Regions from separate parts of the Homo sapiens genome. Here region 1 is linked to region 2. The links are chromatin loops, found by intact Hi-C in ENCODE. Cell type or tissue: Caco-2. All regions are shown on one strand.

The links. Hi-C counts contacts between places; a loop is a spot of excess contacts. Peaks named below come from ENCODE experiments on the same cell type or tissue, not always from the same donor. Only the 100,000 strongest peaks of a DNase experiment are listed, where the experiment ranks them.
Region 1: it touches region 2 in a loop (13-fold over the local background); 2 of 110 quality-filtered maps call a loop at or near these places.

The regions. Positions count from the first base shown.
Region 1 is chr18:23,074,036-23,082,035 of GRCh38, reverse strand. No RefSeq gene overlaps it. Among named protein-coding and RNA genes, the nearest start is that of CABLES1, 57 kb to the left of the region's middle. In Caco-2, a CTCF peak has its summit at 4,408; a DNase peak (open chromatin) is centred at 4,435.
Region 2 is chr18:23,255,719-23,263,718 of GRCh38, reverse strand. It overlaps CABLES1 (Cdk5 and Abl enzyme substrate 1), which reads right to left. Exons shown (of 10, transcript NM_001100619.3): 10 at 3,249-6,492. The coding sequence ends at 6,352. It also overlaps a transcript of SLC35D4 not described here. Among named protein-coding and RNA genes, the nearest start is that of CABLES1, 120 kb to the right of the region's middle. RefSeq lists enhancers at 4,077-4,126, 3,757-4,420. In Caco-2, no CTCF peak of the experiment used is centred here; DNase peaks (open chromatin) are centred at 3,318 and 3,818; H3K4me3 peaks cover 199 bases.

The DNA.
Region 1 (8,000 bases), 180 kb after region 2:
GCCTCCCAAGTATAATAGCTGGGATGACAGATGCACACCACCACACTCAGATAATTTTTGTATTTTTTTGTAGAGATGGGGTTTTGCCAAGTTTAGGCTTGTCTTGAACTCCTGGACTCAAGTAATCCTCCTGCCTCAGCCCCTTAGAGTGCTGGGCTTACAGGCATGAGCCACTTCACCTGGCTAAAAGCAAAACTTTAAAAGGCCTAGAAGCACGTGCATTAAAATATCTTCATAACCTTGGGCAGGAGATAATCATTTCCCTTTTTTTTTTTTTGAGACGGAGTCTCACTCTGTCCCCTAGGCTGGAATGCAGCGGCACAATCTCGGCTCACTGCAACCTCCACCTCCTAGGTTCAAGCGATTCTCCTGCCTCAGCCTCCCCAGTAGCTGGGGTTACAGGCACGTGCCACCACACCCAGCTAATTTTTGTATTTTTATTAGAGACGGGAGTTTCACCATGTTGGCCAGGCTGGTCTCGAACTCCTGACCTTGTGATCTGCCCGCCTCCACCTCTCAAAGTGCCGGGATTACAGGCATGAGCCACCGCACCCGGCAATCATTTCTTAAGACTCAGAAACATGAACAGTACTTGAAAAGATTGCTACCTTTGTTAAAGGAAGTTTTCTGAAAAGGTAAAATCATGACTCTCACATAGATATACAATGAACACATGTTAAAGATTTTATTTACCTCATTATGAGACAGGAACCAGGCAGATGTTATGATCATTTAAAGGAGAAAGCAAAGAACCACATACTGATGTGGAATAAAGAAATGTTGAGGCCGGGTGTGGGGCTCATGCCTGTAATCCCAGAACACTGGGAGGCCGAGGTGGGCAGATCACTTGAGGTCAGGAGTTTGAGACCAGCCTGGCCAACATGGTGGAACCCCATCTCTACTAAAAATATAAAAATTAGCCAGGCACGGTAGTGGGTGCCTGTAATCCCAGCTATTTGGGAGGCTGAGGCAGGAGAATTGCTTGAACCCAGGAGGTAGAGGTTGCAGTGAGCCGAGATTGCACCACTATACTCCAGTCTGGGTGACAGAGTGAGACTCCATCTCAAAAACAAAATAAAATAAAATAAATGTTGAAATAAATTTATAAATAGATGTGAACTTCGCTCTTTCCAAAGGCAGGTTGAGGTGGGGGAGATTAATGGGTATGAGCAGAGGGAGTCAATTCAACCACCACCAAACAGAATTTACGTCTAGAGACAAGAATTATTTTGCATTGCTATCAGTATTTGACAACTTAAAAGTTAAAATAGGCTGGACAAGGTGGCTTATGCCTGTAATCCCAGTACTTTGGTGGGCTCAAGGTGGGGGACTGCTTGAGCCCAGGAGTTTGAGACAAGCCTGGGCAACACAGCAAGACCCCATCTCTATGAAAAATGTAAAAATTAGCCAGGCATTGTGGCACACGCCTGTAGTCCCAGCTACTCAGGAGGCAGAGGCGAGACGATCTACCAGAGCCTGGAAGGTGGAGGCTGCTGTGAGCTGTGTTTGCACCACAGCGCTGTAGCCTGAGTGATAGAGCGAGATCCTGTCTCAAAAAAAAAGTTATAAAATAGCTCAAAGACAATAAATAGCTGAAATTAAATAATCTAGAACAGTGTGCTCTAAGCAACACATTGTTTTCCACTGGAGACACCAGTAATTTTTTTTTGTTTATTCCAAGTTTTTTTATATATCTGATTACTTTTTTCTTTTTATTTTTGAGATGGAGTATTACTCTGTCACCCAGGCTGGAGTGCAGTGGCACCATCTCGGCTCACTGCAAGCTCCACTTCCCGGGTTCACGCCATTCTCCTGCTTCAGCCTCCCGAGTAGCTGGGACTACAGGCACCCGCCACCACGCCCAGCTAATTTTTTGTATTTTCAGTAGAGATGGAGTTTCACTGTGTTAGCCAGGATGGTCTCGATCTCCTGATCTCGTGATCCTCCTGCCTTGGCCTCACAAAATACTGGGATTACAGGCGTGAGCCACTGCACCCAGCCTGGGTGACTTTTAATGCAATGCCTCACATATAACAACTCAGTAAGTACCAGATGAATAGATAAATGATGAATGACAAAACGAAAATTTGAGCTGTAAGTAGAGTTCGGATAAAATATTAGCATCGGCCGGTTGTGGTGGCTCACGCCTGTAATCCTAGCACTCTGGGAGGCCGAGGTAGGTGGATCACGAGGTCAGGAGATCGAGACCATCCTGGCTAACACGGTGAAACCCCGTCTCTACTAAAAATACAAAAAATTAGCCAGGAGTGGTGGCGGGTGCCTGTAGTCCCAGCTACTCAGGAGGCCGAGGTAGGAGAATGGCGTGAACCCGGGAGGCAGAGCTTGCAGTGAGCCGAGATCGCCCCACTGCACTCTAGCCTGAGTGACGGGTCAAGACTCCATCTCAAAAATAATAATAATAATAATTAGCATCTTTGTAAGAATGGCAGAAAACAACTTGAGGTCTTTTAGCCTTTCTCTGCTGGCTATGACACATCTCTGTGCTTCCTGGATAGTTTGTTAGTTTCTGTTTTGTGTTCATTCATTCACTTATTATTCATTCTTATTATTCATTATTCATTCATTTATTCAACATTATTCATTGCAACTTGTGGGAAGAACAAAATAAACAACATTGACAACAAGGAATAAACCCAGAAGCAGCAAGAGACTTGGGAATTTTGTAGTGACGCCAGTTTGGTTTCCACTGATACATTCGGGTAAAAATGACTCCAGTTTGGTTTGCTATGTGGAAGACAAACAATTCATTCCTCACTCACTCTCCTCTGGAGTTGAGAGAAAACAGCCATCCCTCTTCTCCCTCTCTGTGGAAAAAGACCGAATCAGTTGGCGGAGCTTAGCTAAGCTTTTTTTAGTGAAGTTAGAACTTGCTTGGAGACACAGGACTTCCTCTACAAAAGGGCTTTTTTTTTTTTTTTTAATTGAAGGAAACACTGAAGTCTCTTCTAACTCTAGCTGGCCCCCAGCCTGGCTCTCTGCAGCCCCTGCAGTTGACCCTGTCTGACTTTGCCTCTGCAGGAACTTTCTTCACGTTCAAAACCATGAAACATTTTGCCCTGCCTCGGAGTAAAATCAAACACCAGTGAGAACCTCTTGAAGTGAGTTTCCATAGACTCTCAGATGGAAGCCTGGGAATTTCACTGTGCCCCTAAGGAGACCTGAGCTTCCTAAGAGATGAGGACACTTTGATTTCCTAATGTGACTTTTGTCACAGTGGAGCACACTTTGACTCTCACTTCCTGTTTTAATTCTGTTTGGAAATAAAAATCTGCTGAGATTTAGTTTCAAAAGAGCTTCTTGAGGTTTTCTCTGCCAACTAGAAAAGGGAATAACGGCCAGGCGTGGTGGCTCACGCCTGTAATCCCAACACTTTGGGAGGCCAAGGCAGGTGGATCACCTGAGGTCAGGAGTTCGAGACCAGCCTGACCAACATGGAGAAACCCCATCTCTACTAAAAATACAAAACTAGCCGTGCATGGTGGTGCATGCCTGCAATCCCAACTATTTGGGAGGCTGAGGCAGGAGAATCGCTTGAACCCGGGAGGCGGAGATTGCGGTGAGCCGAGATCACGCCATTGCACTCCAGCCTGGGCAACAAGAGTAAAACTCCATCTCAAAAAAAAAAAAAGGAAAAGAAAAAGAAAAGGGAATAAACACAATTGCAGTCAGCACGCACTGATAACCAGGGCTGCCAGTTAACGTGGGGACCTTGCTTTGTTGAGATGGAACACATCCTACTCGGGAGGGCTATGAATGAGGTCTCAAGGGGTGAGCCAAGGTTCCCTGGGTGGAGTGGACTGGGGAACAAGGCAGATGGAGCTGCACCAGGAAAAGCGAGGAGAACAGGGAGGGAGCTGAGGGATGTGGGGTGCATGGGGAGTGGTGGAATAGCAAAGCCTTCATTGGGAGTTGGGCTGTGAGGGGCCTTGTGCCAGGGACTTTACTCCAGAAGCCAGAGGGACTCATGGAAGGTTTCTAGCCTGAGTCAATTTGGTTTCAAAAGATCACTCTACGTGAAAGAAGGAAGTGCTTCTTTCTTAGCCACCTTCTTGGGTGGCTGCTGGGGTAACTTAGGGAAGCCATGCTAAGTGCAGGAGCTGAGATAGTGCCTTTAGTGACAGTAGAAGGGGTTAGAGGAGCAGAGGGGATGGAACCTAGACCTCAGCCATTCCCCGCGCTGCCTCCTGGTCCAGTGATCTTTCTCCTACTCCAGGGCACCACCAGCTCTTCCCCCAGAGCCCTCCTTGGCAGAACAGAGTATACAGTCCCTGCGGAACTGGAGGCCCAGCTAGAGATGGAATATGGCATGCCAGAAAGTTCTTTGAAGTAGTGTATTTTGTCTGAAAAAATGCATGCAAATATTTACGTTCTGTTTCAGAAGAGTAGTGCTCCAGGAAGCTGAACCACTTTTTTAACCTGTGACTCTGGTGCCCCCTGCTTTTCTCACTTACACACATGCCAGGCTGGGAATGGTCCCTGCTCCTGAGCAGCCAGTTTGTTGATATCCCCTCCACACACCATAAGATCATGGACGCCAGGCTTGCTTTCTGGAGTGGGAAGCACATGTGCACAAAGCATACCTGTCTGTGTCCTGGAAACACTGCCTTCACTTCTCTTGAGTGAAAGGATTTACTGAATTGGATTTACGATATTTAAATTAATTTTATTGTCACTCCCTTCAAATTCCTTTTTCTTTCCCCACTCTGATAAATACTCAGTTAATTAGCTTTACAGATCAAGAGTTAGCTAGTGGCGGCCGGGCACGGTGGCTCAAGCCTGTAATCCCAGCACTTTGGGAGGCTGAGGTGGGCAGATCATGAGGTCAGGAGATCGAGACCATCCTGGCTAACATGGTGAAACCTCGTCTCTACGAAAAATACAAAAAATTAGCCAGACGTGGTGGCGGGGGCCTGTGGTCCCAGCTACTCGGGAGGCTGAGGCAGGAGAATGGTGTGAACCCAGGAGGCGGGGCTTGCAGTGAGCCGAGATCGCGCCTCTGCACTCCAGCCTGGGTGACAGAGCGAGACTCCGTCTCAAAAAAAAAAAAAAAAAAAATGGAGTTAGCTATTGGCAGGCACAGACTGCCAGAGTCTCCAATGGGACGCCTTGGCTTAATGGTGCTGCAGAGTATTTTGTGCTTTGTATCTAACGTTTCTAAAATTGACAGTAATAGTGAACACTAACTGGCCAGTTGCTGGGTGCTGGACATGACGTTAGGGTACGTTATTTCATTTCTTCATTACAGCAAGCCTGAGGTAGATATTATTATTGTTTCCATTTTATAGATGAGGAAACTGGGACTTGGAGATAGTTTAAATTTCTCAGAGTCCTACATCCAGGAAATGGTAGAGCCAGGATATGATTTCAGGTGGTCAAATCCCAACACAAGAGTTTTTAGCCTTGACGCTGTAGGGATGAAACTGAATCTCTGGTGAACGACTAGAACATAACACTTAAAATCCTTTGCAGCCCCAGCATTTGATGATTTTGTGAAATCTTGAAGAAACAGATTGATTTGGATGAGACTTGATGAAGGATTGTGGAATATCACTATAAAATCCTACTTTTGGCCAGGCACCGTGGCTCACACCTGTAATCTCAGCAATTTGGGAGACTGAGGTGGGACGATTGCTTGAAACCGGGAGCTTGAGACACAGTCTGGGCAGCAAAGTGAAACCCTGTCTCTACAAAAAATGAAAAAAAGTAGCCAGGTGTGGTGGTGTGTGTCTATAGTCCCAGTTACTTGGGGGACTGAGGTAGGAGCATTGCTTGAGCTCAGGAGGTTGAGTCTGCAGTGATCCTGCCACTGCACTTCAGGCTGGGCTGCAGAGTGAGACTGTGTCTCAAAAAAAAAAACCTCTACTTTTTCTCCGTTCTATCATTCTGAGACAAAAGAGTATCAATAAGAATTAGAACTGTGTTTTTCTTTTTTTTTTTTTTGAGACGGAGTCTCACCCTGTCACCCAGCCTGGAGTGCAGTGGTGTGATCTTGGCTCACTGCAAGCTCTGCCTCCTGGGTTCACGCCATTCTCCTGCCTCAGCCTCCCGAGTAGCTGGGACTACAGGCACCCACCACCACGCCCATCTAATTTTTGTAGTTTTTGTAGAGATGGGGTTTCACCATGTTAGCCAGGATGGTCTCAATCTCCTGACCTCGTGATCCACCTGTCTTGGCCTCCCAAAGTGCTGGGATTACAGGCGTGAGCCACTGCGCCTGGCCCATTTTGTATTTTTAGTAGAGACAGGGGTTTCTCCATGTTGGTCAGGCTGGTCTCGAACTCCTGACCTCAGGTGATCCACCTGCCTTGGCCTCCCAAAGTGCTGAGATTACAGGCATGAGCCAGCGCGCCCGGCCTAAGAATTAGAATTGTGGTTTTCTGATTTTCATTGGGTACATGTATAGAAGCTGCGAAGAAAACTTGACTTCGTTTTTCATTTTTGTAAGACACTGTCTCTAACATTTATCCATGCGAGGAACTCTCCCCAGCCTGGAGCTGCAGCCCAGAAACGGCACCCCTGTGTGTGTAGCATGCGTAGAGGAGTTGGCTCCTCCAGGCTGTAGGTATCACCTGCCTCACCAGCCTTGAGTTTGTCTGGAAGGCTCAGTGCCCGTGCAAAATCCCTATCTAACACTACGGGACTGTATTGTTGTTATTTTGTTATGTTTGCAAAGCTGTCTTGCTTGACCCAGGTTTAAAAATGCAGTAGCGGCCAGGAGCGGTAGCTCATGCCTATAATCCCAGCACTTTGGGAGGCAAAGGCGGGCAGATCACGAGATCAGGAGATTGAGACCAGCCTGGGCAACATGGTGAAACCCCATCTGTACTAAAAATACAAAAACTAGCTGGATGTGGTGGCGCACGCCTGTAATCCCAGCTACTTGGGAGGCTGAGGCACGAGAATCGCTTGAACCCAGGAGGCAGAGGTTGCAGTGAGCTGAGATTGCGCCACTGCACTCCAGCCTGGCAACAGAGTGAGACTCTGTCTCAAAAAAAAAAAAAAAATGCAATAACTAGCTCGGTGTGATAGAGTTTGCCTGTAGTCCCAGCTATGGAGGCTGAGGTGGGGCATCACTTGAGCCTAGAAGTTTGATGCTGTAGTGTGCTACAACCATGACCCACCTGTGAATAGCCACCACACTCCAGCCTGGGCAACAGAGAGACCCTGTCTTTAAAAACCAAAAATAATAAAAATAAATGCAACAGTCACTTGAAATTTATCATGAATTGTATATTCTTTCTCATGTGTTTTAGTGGAAATCACTGTTGTCCATGTCATGCTGCTGAAACTCCACTTCATACATACAGTACATACATACATGTATTACAGAATAGCAGTCGTATTCCCAGAGCACTTTATAGTTTTTAAACTGATCTCATTTACATAACTTCCTCATTTGGTCCCTGGTGATCATCAGGATGAGTATTAGTAGTCCCATTTTACAGATGGGGAAATAAAAACTCAAAGGAGTTCATTGACATATAGGAGCACTTGGAAATCCTTCTATCTGCAAGGGCCTTTGGTTTACAATGTCTTATTTCTCTCCTCCACCACCCTCTATGAACTTATATCCAGATTTCTCAATGACACCTGTTGACTCTCATAAAAGTGTTCTTCCCTGGAATTAGGTTCTGGATGGTGGTCACCTTGTGTCAGTTCAGAGCAAAGTTCTGGAAGGTTCAGGGGAGGGCTTGTTTTTTCAGTGTTCCTCCGTGTGATGACTGCCTCCGGGTGTCCTGAGCTTCAGGGTCACTCTGCAGCTGAGACGCAGCACTGCCTGGCTCACAGGGCACTCCCAGTCTTGTTTTGACTGTACATCGATGTCGTCTCCTGCACTGCGCTATGTGGTTTCGGGATGCAGAGTTTCACAGAAGGCATATCAGGCTGTGAATACTCCACCCCCATCCCATCACAAAAACCAGTCCAAGGAAAACACCAAATGCTAATTGAAACTAAGACAACGGCACAAATATTTATGG
Region 2 (8,000 bases):
AAACAAATTTGCATTTCCTAGTCACACACTGATTAAAGGGACAGCAGCCAAGGAACACGCAGAGCGTAGGGCAAGGAGAATTTGTCTTAATTATAACACATGGTGGAAAATCTACACATGCACCACGAGACACTAGCTGGTGAAATGTTGGTGGACGTGAACACTGGCTGCGTTAAACCTGATTGTGATCTTTTACTTACTTTCAAAAGCCCCTTAGCTTACTTGTTATGGAAGCAAGTTTTCCAAACATTTCATGTTCTACCAGGGGGCTCAGACGTGGGCCCCACATCAAATGTGGAGGCCACTCAGACCCAAGAAGACGATGCTATGGATTTCGTAGCTCCAGATCCCTTCTCCTCTGCAGGGAAAAGGGCCAGCAGTGGCTGGGAAGGGCAGGGAGAAGGCCCTGTCTAACTGAGGGCATCAGAAGACCTCCTCTAACTCAAGGCCATCTCTCCAGCATCTGGCTCAGCCTCGCTTTGGCCCTCCACCATGTTAGTGGCTCTGTTTCATTCTAAGCATGAGGCAGGACAGGTGCTTGGGCTTTGGAATTATAGCTGGGTTTGAATCTTGCCTTTGTCACTTCATAATCGTGTGTCATTGGCCACCTTATGTGATGTTTCAGAGCCCCAGGTACCTCATTGTTTAAGGGTTAAATGAGGACAGGTGCATTAAGTGCCCAGCACAGGGCTGGCGCATGATATCTGCTTGGTGAATATCGAGTCCTCCTAAGCACCAGCCCCTTGTTGAAGACCGTGTCCAAGGCTTCATCTGCCTATCACAGTTCACGTCTCTGGTTTCTCACTAGCCTGTTCTGGTGCCCTGGTAAGGAGTCCCTGATTTCATTCCCACCCATCTTCTTTCCAAGCATCTAACTTGTCAGTTCTGGTTTCTTGGTCTTCACTTTTGGGACCAGACAATTGCTTCATCTTGACCCACTTTGTGATCTGTGTACTCGGCTAATTCCTGAGCACTGATTTCCAACCCTGCTGCCTTGGCCTTGGCCAACCCTGGGCCCACCTGGGGAATCTGTCTCTCCCCTGGAGCTTCCCTTTCAAGCTTCCACATTGAGGCTCATCTGGAGAACAGCCTCACGGCACCTGGTAAGGGTGCCTTGCACCTGCCCCCAGCAGGCTCTGCCCGACATCAGGAAGCCCACAGAACCCAGTGGAAGACACATTTCATAAGCGCTAGGTGGACGTCAATCAGTGTCAGTCCAAGCAAACTGGAGGTCTGCCCATTTGTGATGTCCCCAAGGTCACAGCTCTACAGTCCCCAGCTACAGTAGAGAATTGTGCTCCAGTGCTGTTGGGAACCCTGACTTGCCACCATCCTAACGCTGTATCTGTGAGCCCTGGGAACCTGGGATCCAGGCCTCATCTGAGCAATGTCCTTAACCAGCAGCTGCTGTGATGCACTGTAAGTTAGCTCTGTACTTGGGACCAATATGTTAGCTGTTGCTTAGTCCAGTTTACATCTTTTTGGCCTTGTGCACCCAAAAAATTGTTAGATGAAGCAGCTAGGTAAACACATGTCAAAACAACCTCTGAAGCTGGCACTATTCTTTTTGGTATTAAAGAAAAAAATTTAGATTTTTCTCTATACCTTTCTCTTTCCTAGACAGTTTTATGTCCTATGCTAATACGGAGGAATGGTGCCTCTCAGACTTTAACAGGCATACAAATCACCAAGGAGGAATGGTAAGATGTAGATTCTGCATCTTTAATAAGCCTGTAGGTGATGTGAATGCTGCTGATCCTTGGGCCGTGCTCTTAGTGGCAAGATGGTGGTGAGAGATGGCATATGGAAGCCCCAGCTTATGATGGTTTGACTTGCACAACTGTCAACTTTATGATGGTGCAAAAGCATTCCGTATAAATGTACTTTGAATTTTGATCCTTACCAGGCTAGCCATGTGCTGTATGATACCCCTTGGAGATGCTAGGCTGAATCATCTCACATAAAGCCTATTTTGTAAGAAGGTGTTGACTATCTCATGTAATTTATCAAATACTGTACAAAAGTGTTCTGAGTGTATTTGAGGTAGGAAAGGTTAAGCTGTGATGTTTAGTAGGTTAGATGTACTTTTTTCTTTTTTTTCTGAGACAGGGTCTTGCTCCCTTCACCCAGGCTGGAGTGCAGTGGTGTGATCACTGCAGCCTTGACCTCCTGGACTCTGGTGATTCTCCCACCTCAGCCTCCCAACTAGCTGGGACTACAGGCGTGTACCACCATGCCCAGTTAATTTTTTGTATTTTCAGTAGAGACAGGGTTTTGCCATGTTGCCCAGGCTGGTGTCAAGCAATCCACCCACCTCGGCCTCCCAGAGTGCTGGGATTACAGGTGTGAGCCACTGTGCCTGCCCCACCCAGCCCTTAAAAAACAAAATAGAGACATGGTCTTGCTCTGTTGCCCAGACTGGAATAAGGTGGAATGATCCTAGCTCACTGCAGCCTTGAACTCCTGGGATCAAGTGATCCTTCTGTCTTAGCTTCCTGAGTAGCTGGGACTACAGGTGTAAGCCACCACACCTAGCCGTACTAGGTGTATTGATGTTGTATAGATGATGTGTCATCTGAAGTCAAGAAGTCTGTGTGTGAGGAAGCACAGTACTCGCGAGGCATTTCTTTGTGGTTTTGCCAGTCTTAGGTTTGCAGCCTTTCTGGACTACCTATTTCGAAGTCTAAAGGGCCCTTTATGGGGTGGGGGCTCTTAGATAGCACCCCTTCCCATCCTGGCCTGGGTCCCTTCCGCTGGGCTGTGTGCAGGTGGCAAGAGGACCTTTCCCCTTCACCTGCCATTTTTCTTCTTTTCCAGCTTTGAATCTCAGCTTTGCTTTGCAGCTGCATGACTGGAAGCTGCTTTTTATTGACATTGGTGTTGGTGATGTGATTCCAGATTTACACTCAGTTTACTCCCTGCTCTTGCTGGCCCTCAGCACTGTGCTTACCCAACTGTGCCAACAGCCCCGGGGAGGTGACGTCAGGGCGCGCCCCCATCCCCAACCCCAAAAATCCCCCTTGATTTGAAAGATGTCTTTTGTTGCTGAACAGGTAACAAAACCACCTGGCTCAAATGCACTTCATTCTCCAGCCTCCCCCCACCCCACCCACTTAAGCTTGCAGCAGGGCAGAAAGGCTTCAGGCTCTCAGGAGTCACGGGAGGCAGCCAGGGCTGGGGAGGGCAAGGGGCCAGCTGTTCAGCACTAAGCCGGAAACGTCTGAGTGAGAGATAAAGAACTCAGCAGCCAGAGCATTCAACAGTTTTATTTGCTGTTGGGGAATGAAGGGAACAGGAAGGAATGACATGGAGGGGAAGGAAGCTCCTTACTCCCGTCACTAAGGTAGGGCACGTGGTACAGAGTGGCTTGTGTGAAGCGGCCGCCCCAAGCTGAGCCTGCAGCTGATAACCACAGACACCCTGGCAGGGAAATCTGTGATCGGAACAACAAAATGCCAAGGAAAACAAAACCCATTTGCATTTGGTATGAATTTCCTGTTTAAATAGGTTTTATTAGCGGGCAAGAAAGGAAAAGTGGTGACTTCAAGGTGTCATTGGGCTGGCAAGGGCTCGGGCCCCTGGAGGGGTACAGTGGGGGCTGGGCCACACTCCCTGCTGCCCGTTTCCTCCTGGGGGCAGCTGCAGCAACCTCTTGGCTTGTCTGCTTCCTGTCTCTTACCTAACAGTCAAGGCTCACTAGAGGAGTCCCGGGCCCCCTAGGCTGGCTCCGGGGGAAAAGGAATCAGGCAGAACCGGCTAGTATTATCCCAAGGAGTGTGGCTGGGCGGAGCTTCCCCACAGATCTCTGAGTGTGGGGAGGACTGGAGAGGCCTCAGGGCAGTCCTGAGAGGGGGCAGGGCTTACAAGGGGCTGAAGCTGCCCTCTGTGGAGGAGGTCAAAGGGCAAAACCTCAGAGCCAGTCTACTGCCTGGCCTTCTCGCTTCACAGGCTCAGACTTCCTCCTCGCCGAAGCCCAAGGCTGCGACGTGTCTGGAATGTTCCGTGTCACAGAGGTGCCTCTGGCAGTGACCTGCATCTCTCACCCTCCTCCACTTCCTTTGCCTCCGAAAAGCTCATGTCATGGACGTGCAAAAGGAGACCTCCTGATAAAATGCCTTCTCAGCCCCGACTCCTCACAAATAAATTAAAACCCACAAAACTGTCCATTCCACAAATCCACAGGCCAGGAGACAGTTTAAAATGAAAATGCATCTTTAAAAAGTAATGGACCACTAACTTCATGGGCTCACCTCATAAATGCTAAAAACCAAACAAATCACCCCAAATCCAAGTAAATTAGCCTGATTTTATCACACAGGAAAGGACTCAGGCTTCTCTCCCCACGTCTGGGCTGGCGGCCTGTCATCCATCGGACGTCCCTCCCCCCACCCCACTCCCCAGAGCTTGGCAGGAAATTCGGGGGCAGATGGGCAGTGGGGAGCTCTCTAGACCATTCTCAGATACCACAGGACCTGCTTCTCAGAAAGGCTCTCCCCCTGTAGGCACTGACCAGGAAGGTGGATGGCTTATCAGAGATGCAAGGTGACAGACCCCATGTGAGGAAGGCCAAGGGCATTTTGTAGTTCAGGCGATGGAGGCACCTTGAATATTTTCTCAATTTTGCTTTATAAACAGCAAGTGCCCTAAGTACCAGTTGATCTAGCTTTCGATCAGCCAAAGAGACCACATTAATCATATCCTCTCCCTCCTCCCTCCCCCCACCACCCAAATCACTGTCTTACAACTGATTCTGGCCAAGGAAATTTGTTAGCAAAATATTTAGGACTAAACTCAGTGCAATCTAAGATTCTGAAGAAGCCAAGTATTCTGTTTTGGCCCTCACCAGCTGCTGCTTGAATTTCTCCATCCTCCAAGACTGTCAAGAATCTGACAGCTCTGCTAACGAAAGCTGCAGACCCTCGGTTCGGTTCCATCGCCCTTTCTCTGGGCTGGTGTGTGAAGCTCCGAATCTGTGACCTCACTAGAATCAGTGTGCGCAAGGGGATCAGCAATGCAGGGCAAAGGTGACTGGTGAGACACACGTCTACACAAACGCATACAGGTATACAAAAAGCAACAAGAGTTTAATTCTCTTTTTACATGGCCACAGGCTCTCTTCAGTCAGGGGAACTTCAGCTGGTGCCTCTCTCTTGCAGCTATGAGGCGACAGTGTGGTGACATGCCTCATACAGACTGTCCCAGTAAGCCAGGACAAGTCACCATTAAAATCTTGCATGAACAGCCCTGGGCACGTGGGAATGTTAAGAAAGAGCCACCGCCTCCTTAGTCAGCTTAACCACAGCTCCAAACGCAGTTTGTCCCAGCTGGCAAACGCCTCAAACACCAATCATGCGTCGTGCTCCTATTCTGGGTTTTTATAAAACACTTTTATATAGCGATATAGATAGCACAGTAAATGTGCTTCTGATGCACTCTAACATAGAGGACAGGAATACACACTGTGGGGCGCCGCCCCAGCCATCTCCACAGTGGAGAAAGTGCGAGGGTTAAATACACGTGGCGGGGTGGCAGACGGCAGGAAGTTACAGAGCGCCACGCTCCACGTCCTTCCACGCGACTGACTCATCCAACACTCAGAACTCGCCTTCTTTATCCCCTTGGTGGGTAGGAGCAGTAACAAAACAATGTCAGTCATTTTCTAAGGGTGGAGGATGTCAAACTGTCTGGTACCGAGAGAGCAATTCTTATCCAGAAATCATCTAGAAATAATTGTTGAAGGTCAGCCTGACCCATGGCCCCAGGCTAAGGGCTGCTCTGTAAAGGGCGGGACTGGCTCTGGGGGTCTAGGGCTGATGCAGTATCTCTCAGACACTTGCACATTCACACACCCACACGCCCCAGGGGAAAGTGCACTTCCAATGCTGATACAAAAATAGATTGGCACACTCTTTGACACAATGAGGGTATCTTTTAAAAGTTTTCCCCCAACTTCTGCAGACTCTCTTCCCCCGTATGCTCAAGCCCTTCACACTCCAAGTTGGAACAGATCTGGAGAAGGCCCTGGACCACGCTTGCAAAGTTTGTGAATGCCGGGGAGAAAGACTGGGCTGGGGCAGCTAGGGATTCTCGCTAGTGGACAGAGGGCAGGGCCTCTCTGTTCTCAGCACACACCTCCTCTTCCCGTGCTTGAGGAGTCCATAGCTCATGGCTCCTCTTGGCTACACACCCAAGACTCCTTGGAAAGTTTCTAGTACTGCTTCTCCCCAAACTATGTCGAGAGGAAGAAAAGTCTGGTATTCTGAGTTCTACTTTTTTTCATTTCCAGTAGTAAGTAAGTGCTGCTCCACCAAGCTGAGAAGAAATGGCCCTTGGCTGTCCTCGGGGCCAGTGCTAGGAACTCTGGACCAGCCGTCTGTAGTGGGGCATGACTTCGTGCTCGGGCAAGTGGAGGGCGAATTCCAAGGCCACTAACACCGGGAATTCAAAGGCAATCAGTTCTCGCCTGTTCAGCCGGAACTTCTCTTCCAGTTTCTGCAACAAAAAGAAAATCAAAAGCATGTTCATTTTGAAATTAAAATCCTAGTCTTTCTGCAATTGCAGCTTCTCTATCCACCAGCCAGTGAGTGCTCAGGAGAAATCCACTTTGGGCAAAGCTCTGTGGAGGAAGAAAGGGAGGCACAGGCTGTGCTTCCTGCCTTCGGTCCTGGTTGTGAAGGAGCTGCTCCTTTCCCGAGGGGCTGCCCGGAACCACACATACATCTTATGACATCATTTAATCCTCTCAGGAATATGACATGGTTCATGCTCCGTATCTCTATTTTACAGATGAGAAAACGGGCTCCAAGAAGTCAGAGAGCTTAGCCAGGGTCACATGTGTAGCCAATTGCAGCACTAAGAGTCCACCCTAACTGGGACTCAAACTCTACCTGTGGCAACTAAGTGATTCAGGTTTAAAGGGAAGACTGAAAATAAAGCAAACCGGTGGTGGCTCACGCCTGTCATCCCAGCACCTTGGGAGGCCGAGGTGGGTGGATCACTTGAGGTCGGGAGTTTGAGACCAGCCTGGGCAACATGGTGAAACCCTGTCGTCTCTACTAAAAATAACAAAAATGAGCCGGGCGTGGCGGTGGGCGCCTGTAATCCCAGCTCCTCGGGAGGTTGAAGCAGGAGACTCACTTGAACCCGGGAGGTGGAGGTTGCAGTGAGTCAAGATTGTGCCACCGAACTCCAGCCTGGGCAACAAAGCAAGATGCTGTCTCAAAAAATAAATAAAAATAATAAAGCAAACCACGCACGACAATAAAAACCACGTGGTAAGTTCAGAAGGGAGTGCACTGATTCTATGTAGTTCAGTCCTTTCATCTTACAAGGATCTAAGTCCTCGGGAAGTCTCCACTTTCACAGTGCTACACAGTTGCTGTGTATCTAAACAGGGCTGAGCCTGGTGGCATCTTGCGTGCCCACCCAACTAGAGGGGCTGCTGGAGCTGGAAAGGAAGGAGAACCACCAAGGTGGGGATGGACAGGGAGGGCCTCATGTTTGCTCAGGCACATTCTGCCTTGGCGTCAACCCAGCTTTTGTCTTAATAAAATAAATCCTACCCACAGAGCAGATGTTGACTGCTTTCAGATCATAACTGGGATGAGACCTTGAGTTAGGTTTCTTGCTACCGTAAGTGGCTGGTCAAACCATTACTGTTATATTCTGCATCAATAGTGAGGAAGGCCTCACCCCATGTAAGGAAGGCCAAGGGCATTTTGTAGTTCAGGTGATAGAGGCACCTTGAATAAGGTAAAGTCAGCTTTTGCTGTGTGGTATATTGCTCAACTATGATTAAATGTGCATATTATTTATAATTTTATAAATATCTGTTACATCAAAAGATTCATTAATTCTTGGCCGGGTATGGTGACTCACGCCTAAAATCCCAGTACTTTGGGAGGTTGAGGTGAAAGGATAGCTTGAGGCCAGGAGTTCGAGACTAGCCTGGGCAATACAGCAAGACCTGGTCTCTATAAAAAATAAAAAAAATTAGCCAG